2 separate regions of the Homo sapiens genome follow, and region 1 is linked to region 2. A link is an interaction called in ENCODE POLR2A ChIA-PET data of the cell type or tissue named here. Cell type or tissue: CD4-positive, alpha-beta T cell. All regions are shown on one strand. Each heading gives the region's core, and the rest is flanking DNA. Links, peaks and the distances in the headings are about the cores only.

Region 1 (4,495 bases), core at 496-4,495, 1.4 Mb before region 2:
CATCTCTGGAATCCATAGAAAGCCAGGGAGAGACAATCAAGTGCTACAGGATCAAGTGCTAAACAGGGGAGGACAAAGCATGGCTTCCTAACTAGGAGTCAGGGCAAAGTTACCTGCTTTGGTTTCCAATGGAGACCGGAACTCGGTTCACCTGCAACAGGAGGACGCGGCCCAGAGGAGGCGGACTTTCTCTTCATGGTGCCTTCAGATAGGAAATCTCCTAGGATTTCTTTCTTTCCCTTTGATCTACTTCCAACGCTCCCTTTCTGTTTCTTCAGATGTTTTTTGGATCCCTAATGCGCAGGACCTAAGGGGCTGGTGCCTTTCCCTACCCTCCCTGCCTGGGTGTCTTCAGCACCCAAGCTCACCCAGAACATTACTGCCTGCCAGAGACAGTGAGGGGACCAAGGAGAGTGGCAGGTGCAGTGGGAACCACAGAGTCACCGTGTACCTGTGCTTTGTAGGCTCCTAGCAAATTGAATAAACGCCCCCTGAAGCTTCTCTGCAGGTCACAGGGAAGGGGAGGGTTGTTGCCCACCCAGTGGGAGAAGCGTCAAAAAGCATCAGGAGTATCTGGCCCTACCCCTGTGCCTGGAAGACAGACCTGGCTAGGCTGATTTTAATGGTTAGGCCCAAGGAAAAGGCCCAAGGGCGGCCCAAACCCCGACCCTGAGATTAAGGCTTTCAAATGTCTGATCGTTTTGATGTTGGTCAGTAGAATCCATCCCACCTTTATCAGGAGACTCCTTTGCCAAAATTCAGAGATCTGGGATTCCTGCTGGTTGCCACAGAGAAAGCCAATCACCGAGATGATTATTGCCAAGGAAGGCGCTTTAATAGGGTGCTGCAGTGGGGGAGATGAGAACTCAGTCTCAAATCCATCTCCCTGACCAACAAAACCAGAGGTTTATATGGCAGGGAAGAAATGTAACAATGTGTAAGAAAACAGGAACTAGGGAGGAGCAAGGAAGCAATCATGATGAATGAGGGGTCCCAGCATCTCATTGTCTGGATGAATTTCAGTTCTTTGATGGCTTTTTTGAGAGGCCTGAAGGTTGTTTCCTGAGGAAGGAACTCAGACGAAACAAATATTAAGTTTCAAGCTTTAAGACCAGCAGGGTCAATTTCTAGGTTTATCCAAAAAAGCTACATATGGGACTACTGGGTGGTTTTCAGACCAAGAAAGAAAAAGACTGTGCAGACCAAAGTCTGCAGTTAACCAAAGAAAAAACATAATTTTCTGACCAATAGGATGTATGGGGCCAGAGAATGACCAGCCTATAGAAGAACTGTTTTTTGTCCTGAGCATAGGGGAAGGATGAAGTTGCACCAACTAAGGTGGAATTAAGCTGCAGATGGGGAAAAATCTGGATTTTGGTTCAGAGCCCTGGGGTCTTCCTCAAAAGTCTCTTTCCTTGAAAGAGGAACCCTGTCTCGGTTTCTGCATCTCTCTGAGTCCTTTTGGAGGTTGAGGATGCTGAGGTCTTGGTGCTTGGCCCCCTCTAACCCTGAGTACTTCCCCTCCTGTGGGGTAACCTGGCCCAGTACCCAGGCCCCAGCTCTGGCGACCATTTCCCCCTACTTTGCTCCTAGCAAAGGCCATTTCTAGGTCAGTCGTGAGGTACAGGCAGAACGGGCAACTTCTTCTGAGATTTTTGGCCCTGGAAGGCCTTGAGCCCTGTGGTCCTGCAGAACTGCTGTCTCCCTCTTTTGGAGAAAGCAGGGAGGAAATGACCTGTGTGGGGGGAATTGTGAGCTGCACCTGCACAGAGGAGCTGAGGCAAGCAGGGCAGTTCTGGTCTGTCAATGTAAAGGACATTTATCATTCAAGAGGTTGGGCTGTTATTATTAATTTTGAATTTTGTCAATACAAACTGAAGGGAAATTTGTCTTCTTACTTGTAGGAACCTCACAAGACCACCCATCTTATATTCCAGGGAGAATTGCTGCGTATTACACAAACTCATAGGTGAGACTGCCGTTCTGACCTGCAGGCCTGGATGCCCTGCACAGGGGCACAGAGCACTGGCAAAGCCCTTCCCATACAAACAGCAAGCATGTTATGTCTACAACCCAACGGCACCAGTTCCAAGTACAATTTCTACTTGGCTGTATGAGCTGAGTACACGTTCCCCCCAGCACAGAAATCCTGCAAACTCCCATGAATGCTATAGTGAAAAGCAGGGGCTGGCCAGGTGTGATGGATCACACCTGTAATCCCAGGACTTTAGAAGGCCAAGGCAGGGCGGATTATTTGAGTCCAGGAGTTGGAGACCAACCTGGGCAACATGGTGAAACTTCAACTCTTAAAAAACAAAACAACCACCACCACAACAAAACCAAGAACAGAAATTAGCTGGCTGTGGTGACTCGTGCCTCTGCTACTCCAGAGGCTGAGGTGGGAGGATCGCTTAAACCAAGATGCTACCAGATAGAGTGAGACTCTGTCTCGGGGAAAAAGACAAACAAAATAAGTCTGTGTAAGAGGTGACTCTGGGGACAGTGGAAAAACACTAAGGTTTTCAAGTGGTGGTAAAAGCCAGTAGGCCTTGGGGACCATTGAGCAGTCTACAAAGCAGGGAAGCCTAGATCCCTGAGCTCCGCCTGCCAAGTACCACCACAGCTAACATGAGAGACCTCTGCCACAGAGACTGAAATTTGCCTCCCAAGGAAACAAGTGACTACAGACATCTGTCCCAGGACAGTAAACAAGGTCTCACAAAAACAAAAACAGCTGACCACACCATAAAATCACTGAGACCGAGCCTGCGACTATAGGCGAAAAAAAAAAGGCTATTATTCATACCGTGAAAGACCAGGGGAAAGTGCAGACACAGTCCCCTACTACTGTTGTGGGAATCAGGAGAACAGAGAGACCAATGGGTGGAACAGGAGGATTTTATTGAGTGCCCTCAGGCCCAGAGGATTAAAATCCAAAGGCTGAGCCCCGAACAAAGACAGGGTTTGACTTTTATACACACTTCAAAAAGGGGGTTGGCTAGTTTGAATGGCATGGTGGGACTATGATGGCACCAAACTCGCGGGGCAGGCAAGAGGGCTTACAGAAGCAGAACAAAGGCAGCTAGTCAAACTGTGACAGGTCTCACGAGGCAAGAATAGCTGGTGACCTTGCAGCTGCACTGAAGGGAAATCAAGAACTTAACAAAACTTGAATAGTGAGAAATGGTAAAGGGAAAAGAGAAGGTAATAAAAGCATTTGCTGTTTCTTGCTCTTATCCTTCCTAGGGATAACAGACTGTTAAGAGAGTCTCCAGAACTCATTTCTCAGCGATGTGGTTTTTCAGAAACTATCTGTTCCTGACCTTGCAGCCAAGCAAGTACAGGAAAATACTTTTTCTTTTTAATTTCTACCTTATTACTACAAGTTACAAAACAGAGGTTTCCACGTTTGGAAAAATAAGAGACAACAACATAGCCATAGAATGCATAGCCCTCAGCCTTACAGTAAACCACTTTGATAACCATAACATGTGCTCTACATACCACACATGTGAACTTCCGCCCCGCCACAGCTCCATACGCCTCACCCTTTACACGCACGGTCACTTGCCCCGAGCACCACCCCAGCCAATCCCCAATCACCCTGAGCCCTCCTAGCCCTAACGCACAGCTAGGACGCTCACGTCCAGCCAGCGGTCCCGGACTTGCTCCTACAGCACGGGAAATCCTTCATGGCGAAGCAGCAGCCCCTGCGCTGCCTCATCTACATAGAAACGCCCTATCGGTGATGTCACCAACAGTGCCTTTCCCAGTCCCCTTCTGTTCTTCCGCCCCACCCTCCTCCACTCAGCCCACCAACCCGGTGCCGCAGCCGGCGGGGGAAGTGACGTCCGCCTGTCCCTCCTTTCTGTCTCGCCCTTGTCTTTTGGGGAGGTGCGCCGAGACCCTGCATCTAGTCTCCCCCGAAGAAGTGATTACTTAACCTGTGTCCTGCGGAGGACCCTTCTGGCGGGCAGCTGGAAGCCTGTGCACCCGTCTTCAAATAATGGCTTTTAATAGCAGACTGGAACGTTTCGGATTACAAAGCAAACCGGACCCTTTCAAACCTGGTTATCTTTGTGAAGTAGCATTCCACTTAAAATTGGGAGCCCTTTAATAACAGAGAGAAATCATGTCTATGAAACTAGAGAAGCTGCTCAGATAACTGCAAACCAGCCATCCTTACTGGTTTTACGAGTAGTAGTGTTATAAAGAAAGTTGTCCAGTTTTATGAGTCTTGTAGGTTTGTTTTTTTGTTTTTCAAATACAGTAGTGTACAAAAAGGAAGCAGAATGTGGTTGCTGTCTCAATGTAATGCCTCGCTGGGCCTGAGAATTTGAAAATAAAAAAGTTCTCTTCTTTCCCCATTCTCCCTTTAGATGAAAAGTCTTTCTTGGCCGGGCGCGGTGGCTGACGCTTGTAAGCCCAGCACTTTGGGAGGCTGAGGCGGGCCGATCACGAGGTCAGGAGATCGAGACCACGGTGAAACCCCGTC
Region 2 (5,179 bases), core at 1,161-5,160:
ATTTACTGTTAGTTTATTGCATAACCACGTCACACCAATCTGCCATTCTTTGGGTGGGAGGAGTTATTTCTTTTGCTAATGTGGATAACAAACAAAAAGTACCTACGATAAAACTTAATTATTGGGAGAAAAACATAGTTTTCCTAAGGGAAAAAGTAAAGTCAAATGGTTTCACCAAGCAAAGTAAAATTCTTAAGCAGTCTAAGAAACACTTAGTAAAATGTATCAGAGGAAGGCTCCAGATCCAACTCAACAAGTAACCACTTCCCCCTGCTATAGCTCATTCTGAAAAGTCAAACTGGGAAACACTGCTATTTTCAGTGTATATCAAGCCATTAGTAAGCAAAACTTAAACTATTCCAAGTGACAAAGCATTGTCATAGCCAAAACCGCAGAAAATAATAGTAGAGCAAAATTAAAAACGTAAAGTAAAATTTTAGACTTTTACTGGATGACACACTCAATACACTTCTATGGTGATGAATTATTCCTAGAGAGAATCTAATTAAAAAAGAGAAGAATATGACTCATTTAATTAATATCATAACACCCTTTTCAGCTCTGGAAGACAGAAAAGTCAAAGCTATACATTTTAATAGGTCCCACATACTCAAGCTGTCACTTGTGTTCTTAAAATATTGTCAAAGGCTATGCCTTGTCCAAAAGAATGTTGTTACCTTATGAATTTGCTGCAGATTTATATATCCTGCTTTAAACATAAAGAGGCAAGAGTCTGAAATGATGTAGAACATAACCTTGGTATAAAGAGTCCCTGGAAGGAGGTCATGTATAATTAGAGATTGCTTCTTTGGCATCCAATTCTGGATTTCTCATGGAATATGGTCTAAAACATTTATTTTAAAAATATATTTTCAATGATCTTTACCTTTATTTCAACCAGTTTAATGCTAAAATATACCTGTTCACTGAAGCAGAACAGTGTCAGGCGCAGTCACGCATGCAGTCTGTACCATGCATCACCTCAATGTGGCAGTTTTGCTTCTGGATAACTTCCTACTCGCATTCAGCTCCTCCCCAGCCAACCATTAGCCCACTCACCCTTACTCATGCCTAGATGTGTAAATGATTAAAAAACAATAAAGCAATGGACTACTGATGCAGAGGGTCAAACTACGGAACCCAGAGGTACCACAGATTTACCAACTCTAAGCCTCCATCTTCTCATCTATAAAACAGAGACACTGGCCGAGCATGGTAGCTCACGTCTGTAATCCCAGCACTTTGGGAGGCCGAGGTGGACGGATCACTTGAGGTCAGGAGTCTGAGACCAGCCTGGCCAATATGGCAAAACCCCGTCTCTACTAGAAATACAACAATTAGCTGGGTGTGGTGGTGCACGCCTGTAGTCCCAGCTACTTGGGAGGCTGAGTCAGGAGAATCCCTTGAACCCAGGAAGCGGAGGTTACAGTGAGCCAAGATTGTGCCACTGCATTCCAGCCTGCGTGACAGAGCGAGACTCCGTCTCAAAAAAAAAAGAGATACTGATATCCTCCTTCATAGGCTCATTATAAGGTTTAAATGAGATAAAAAGTATAGAACCAGGAGATTAGCATGTAGTAGGTGCTCAGTGATGGTACCTGTCCCAAACTTTCTTCCATTCCTCATGGTTGGTACAGCCAGCTTGGAGTCACCTCTGTCCTTTCCTCCTTCTGCTGCTCCCCCTCCATCTATATAATCCAACACTTCTGCTTCTTTGGCATGGCCAAGGCATTGGTGGAAGAAACTGATGATATTTGTCCAAAGTTTTAGATTTATTGCTACCCTGCTAATTGCTATCCTGATAACTACAGGCAAAATTACAATTTTCTGTAAGTTTTTTTTTTTGAGACGGGTCTCACTCTGTTGCCCAGGCTGGAGTGCAGTGGTGTGATTATAGCTCACTTCAGCCTCAAACTTCTGGGCTTTTTTTTTTTTTCCATAGTGATGAGGTGTCACTATGTTGCCCAGGCTGGTCTCAAACTCCTGGGCTCAAACGATCCTCCCACCTCAGCCTCCCAAAGTGCTGGGATTACAAACATGAGCCACCATGCCAGGCCAATTTTTTTTTTTGAGTAATATATAGTCAGCCCTCTATATCTGTTGGTTTCACATCCATGGATTCCACCAACCAAAATATAATATTTTCTATTTTGAAATATTCAAAAATATTTTTAAAAAATTGCATTGTACTGAACATGTACAGACTTTTTTCTTGTCATTATTCCTTAAACAATAACAGTATAACAACCATTTGCACAGCAGTTACATTGTATTAGGTATTATAAGTAAGCTAGAGATGATTTAAAGTATATGAGAGGACGTGCATAGATTATATGCAAATACTATGCTATTTTATATAGGGACTTGAGCATCCAATGACTTTGGTATTTCTGGGGATCCTGGAACCAAGACCTCATGGATATCAAGAGACAACTATCCTTGGTTTCTGAATTTTTTTTTTTGGAGGCAAAAGGCTATTACTCTTAACTTTTTTTCAAAGTGTAGAAATTAATAATTTAGAGAATAGGGTTGTATAGTGTTCCTGTTTAGCAATTACACTCATAAAGTTACTTTATGAATAATGTATCATGGGAAGGGTAGCATATCCATTATTGACTATATATACATTTTTTTAAAATTAAAACTTGTTACTTTAACATTAAATATGCTAACAGTATCTAAGGCAATTCTTTAAGCCAAAGTATTCCTAAAAGGGAGTTTCAGAGTAAACATAGGCTTTGGATCTTATCGCTAACAATTATAGAACATGAACATTAGCTCTCCTGCGTAAAATATTTTAGACAGATATATATATTGAACATAGAAACAGAGACAAATAAAAGCTAGTCATAATTTAGACTTCATCCCTGCTAAGACTGTTTAGCTTATGTTAAACCTCTATTTCTTTGTTTCACCTACCATTCCCGGGCGAGCTTCTTATAAGCCTTTTTAATATCAGCCTGACTGGCTGTTCGGCTGACCCCTAGGACTCTGTATGGGTCAAAATCCAACGCAGACAGAATTTGCAGGATCAGAACCAGAACTATCAAGAACTGCCAGGAAATGCTCAACTTTCTCACTTCCATTTCTCTTCCTTTCCAGAGCTGAAATGATTGAAGAGGCAATGAGTTTCAGTGGCAGAAACCTGGACAGTCTTGCTTTTTAGGTAAAGGTATAAGATATATAGATGAAAAACAAAACCAACAAAAGGTATTTTGCAGGAAAAGTGTCAAGCTGTTGAACTGTATCTTAAAATAAAAATCTCGCTACTGCTTTTGAATATCACAAATGAGAACTATTACAGATGAAAAGATGAGTAATAAGAATAGCAACTCTCCAGAACACTTTGACTAGAAAAGCTTTAGAAATGAATGAAAATGAATGGGATGCAGAAATAATACATAAATGAGAGAAAACCTAAATAGGATAATCAGGACGACTACCTCTCAAATACATGATTTCATTTATTCTGATAAGAATAAATAAAATAAATGGTTTAAGAATACTTCATTGAGTACATGTTAAACAAACTCATGAAACTGTAAGATTTACCATGTACAAAACTACAAAATGAGATAGTTGTGGCATTCTTGGGCATTAAATAAGTACAAACATGGACGTGAAACACTCTCAAAAAACTGTGTAGTTAAGACGCAGTATGCCTCAATTCTATTCTTTCTCACCACACCATTCAAACAAGAAAATGAGAAGCTGCTCTTTAATCATTAGTAATATGGTGTTTTTTTGTTTTTTTTTTTTGAGACGGAGTTTCACTCGTTGCCCAGGCTGGAGTGCAATGATGGGATCTCAGCTCACTGCAACCTCCCCCTCCCAGGTTCAAGCAAGTCTCCTGTCTCAGCCTCCCCAGTAGCTGGGATTACAGGCATGCGCCACCCTGCCTAGCTAATTTTTTGTATTTTTAGTAGAGACAGGGTTTCACCATGTTGGCCAGGCTGGTTTTGAACTCCTGACCTCAGGTGATCCACCCGCCTCGGCCTCCCAAAGTGTTGGGATTACAGGCGTGAGCCATCGCGCCGGCCAATATGGTCATTATTAATGGAAACCTCAGATGAGAAAAAGCGGCAAGAAAAAATTTAGTTTTACATGTGAAGAAGAATTAACGGCAAAGACCAAATAGCAGGCGTGGTCTTTAAAAGTTTCAAGCTCCATCTCTGGTGAGTACAGTGACTTAATTCATTGTGAATTTTGGAAATAATCCTGGCTGGTTAATGAACAGGGTAGTGCTGGAACTGCAGATATTTATACTCCACAATTATGATTGCTGTTATACCCTACAATGTTTTTTTTCAAGGAACACATTTATCTTGATTTCTCACAAGTTAATACAGTTTTAAGGTTCAAGTGTCTTCTGTGACACCTTACTGAAGAAGGGCAAAGCTATAACAGTGGTGGATTTCCGTAAGTGCAAGTTTAATGCCGCCTGGGAGTCCTCACAAAATTGACTAATCTGATGACCAACGTTTAAAATTGCATACGTGCTGAATAAAATCCTAAAACAAACCAGTTTCTTCTTTGTTAAGGCAACCTATTATATCCTAGAAAACACGTGAAGGCAATGTAGCTACTGGTTAAGCATATGGGTTGAAGACTAGGATCTATTCTCCACTACTTTATTACCTTGGGCAAATTATTTAAACTTACTAAGCATCAGCGTCCTTATTCATAAAATGGGAATGAATACTACCACCTTGAAGGATCATCATGTGGGGACTAAATGCATGTAAAGGGTTTACTGAGCCCAGAGTCAACAGTCAACAAATGGTCGTTAGTGCTATTATTTCTACCATGCAGTACGATCGCTGCCTTATTTAACCATGTCAGTTCCTTCCAGCTAGAGGGCCGAAGTGGCGGTGGTCTGGGAAGTTCTTTAGCTGACATGCGAGATAGACGGCGCCGACCTCGGAGCAGCAAACACCTGCCCAACAGGTAGGCTGCCAGCTCTCTGGGCAGCATATCCAGGACCAGGAAGAAGCTCCCAGAGACAAGCTCCAGGTCTAAGCCCCGCCTCGCGCTCCTGCCGGAGGTCGCAACCCTGCAGGAGACAGCCCCCTCCCCCGCCGCCCTCCGAGAGCCCAGGGCCCGGCCCTGTTGGCTCCCGGCTCCCCCCGGGGCCAGCAGTGACTGGAAACGAGAAGGAACTGAGGGGAAATCCCTGAGT

What was found. Peaks named below come from ENCODE experiments on the same cell type or tissue, not always from the same donor. Only the 100,000 strongest peaks of a DNase experiment are listed, where the experiment ranks them.
Region 1: POLR2A ChIA-PET joins it to region 2 with 5 read pairs; 1 of 35 experiments calls an interaction of 5 or more read pairs at or near these places.

What each region holds. Positions count from the first base shown.
Region 1 is chr1:16,904,211-16,908,705 of GRCh38, reverse strand. No RefSeq gene overlaps it. Among named protein-coding and RNA genes, the nearest start is that of RNU1-2, 10 kb to the right of the region's middle. RefSeq lists a silencer at 3,098-3,392 and enhancers at 3,133-3,772, 3,929-3,978, 4,079-4,128, 3,773-4,412. In CD4-positive, alpha-beta T cell, for the core only: no CTCF peak of the experiment used is centred there; DNase peaks (open chromatin) are centred at 2,515, 3,775 and 4,488; H3K4me3 peaks cover 1,120 bases; H3K27ac peaks cover 1,908 bases.
Region 2 is chr1:15,527,013-15,532,191 of GRCh38, reverse strand. It overlaps DNAJC16 (DnaJ heat shock protein family (Hsp40) member C16), which reads right to left. Exons shown (of 15, transcript NM_015291.4): 2 at 2,920-3,104. The coding sequence starts at 3,086. Among named protein-coding and RNA genes, the nearest start is that of DNAJC16, 2.8 kb to the right of the region's middle. RefSeq lists silencers at 4,880-4,979, 4,904-5,179. In CD4-positive, alpha-beta T cell, for the core only: no CTCF peak of the experiment used is centred there; no DNase peak of the experiment used is centred there; H3K4me3 peaks cover 792 bases; H3K27ac peaks cover 496 bases.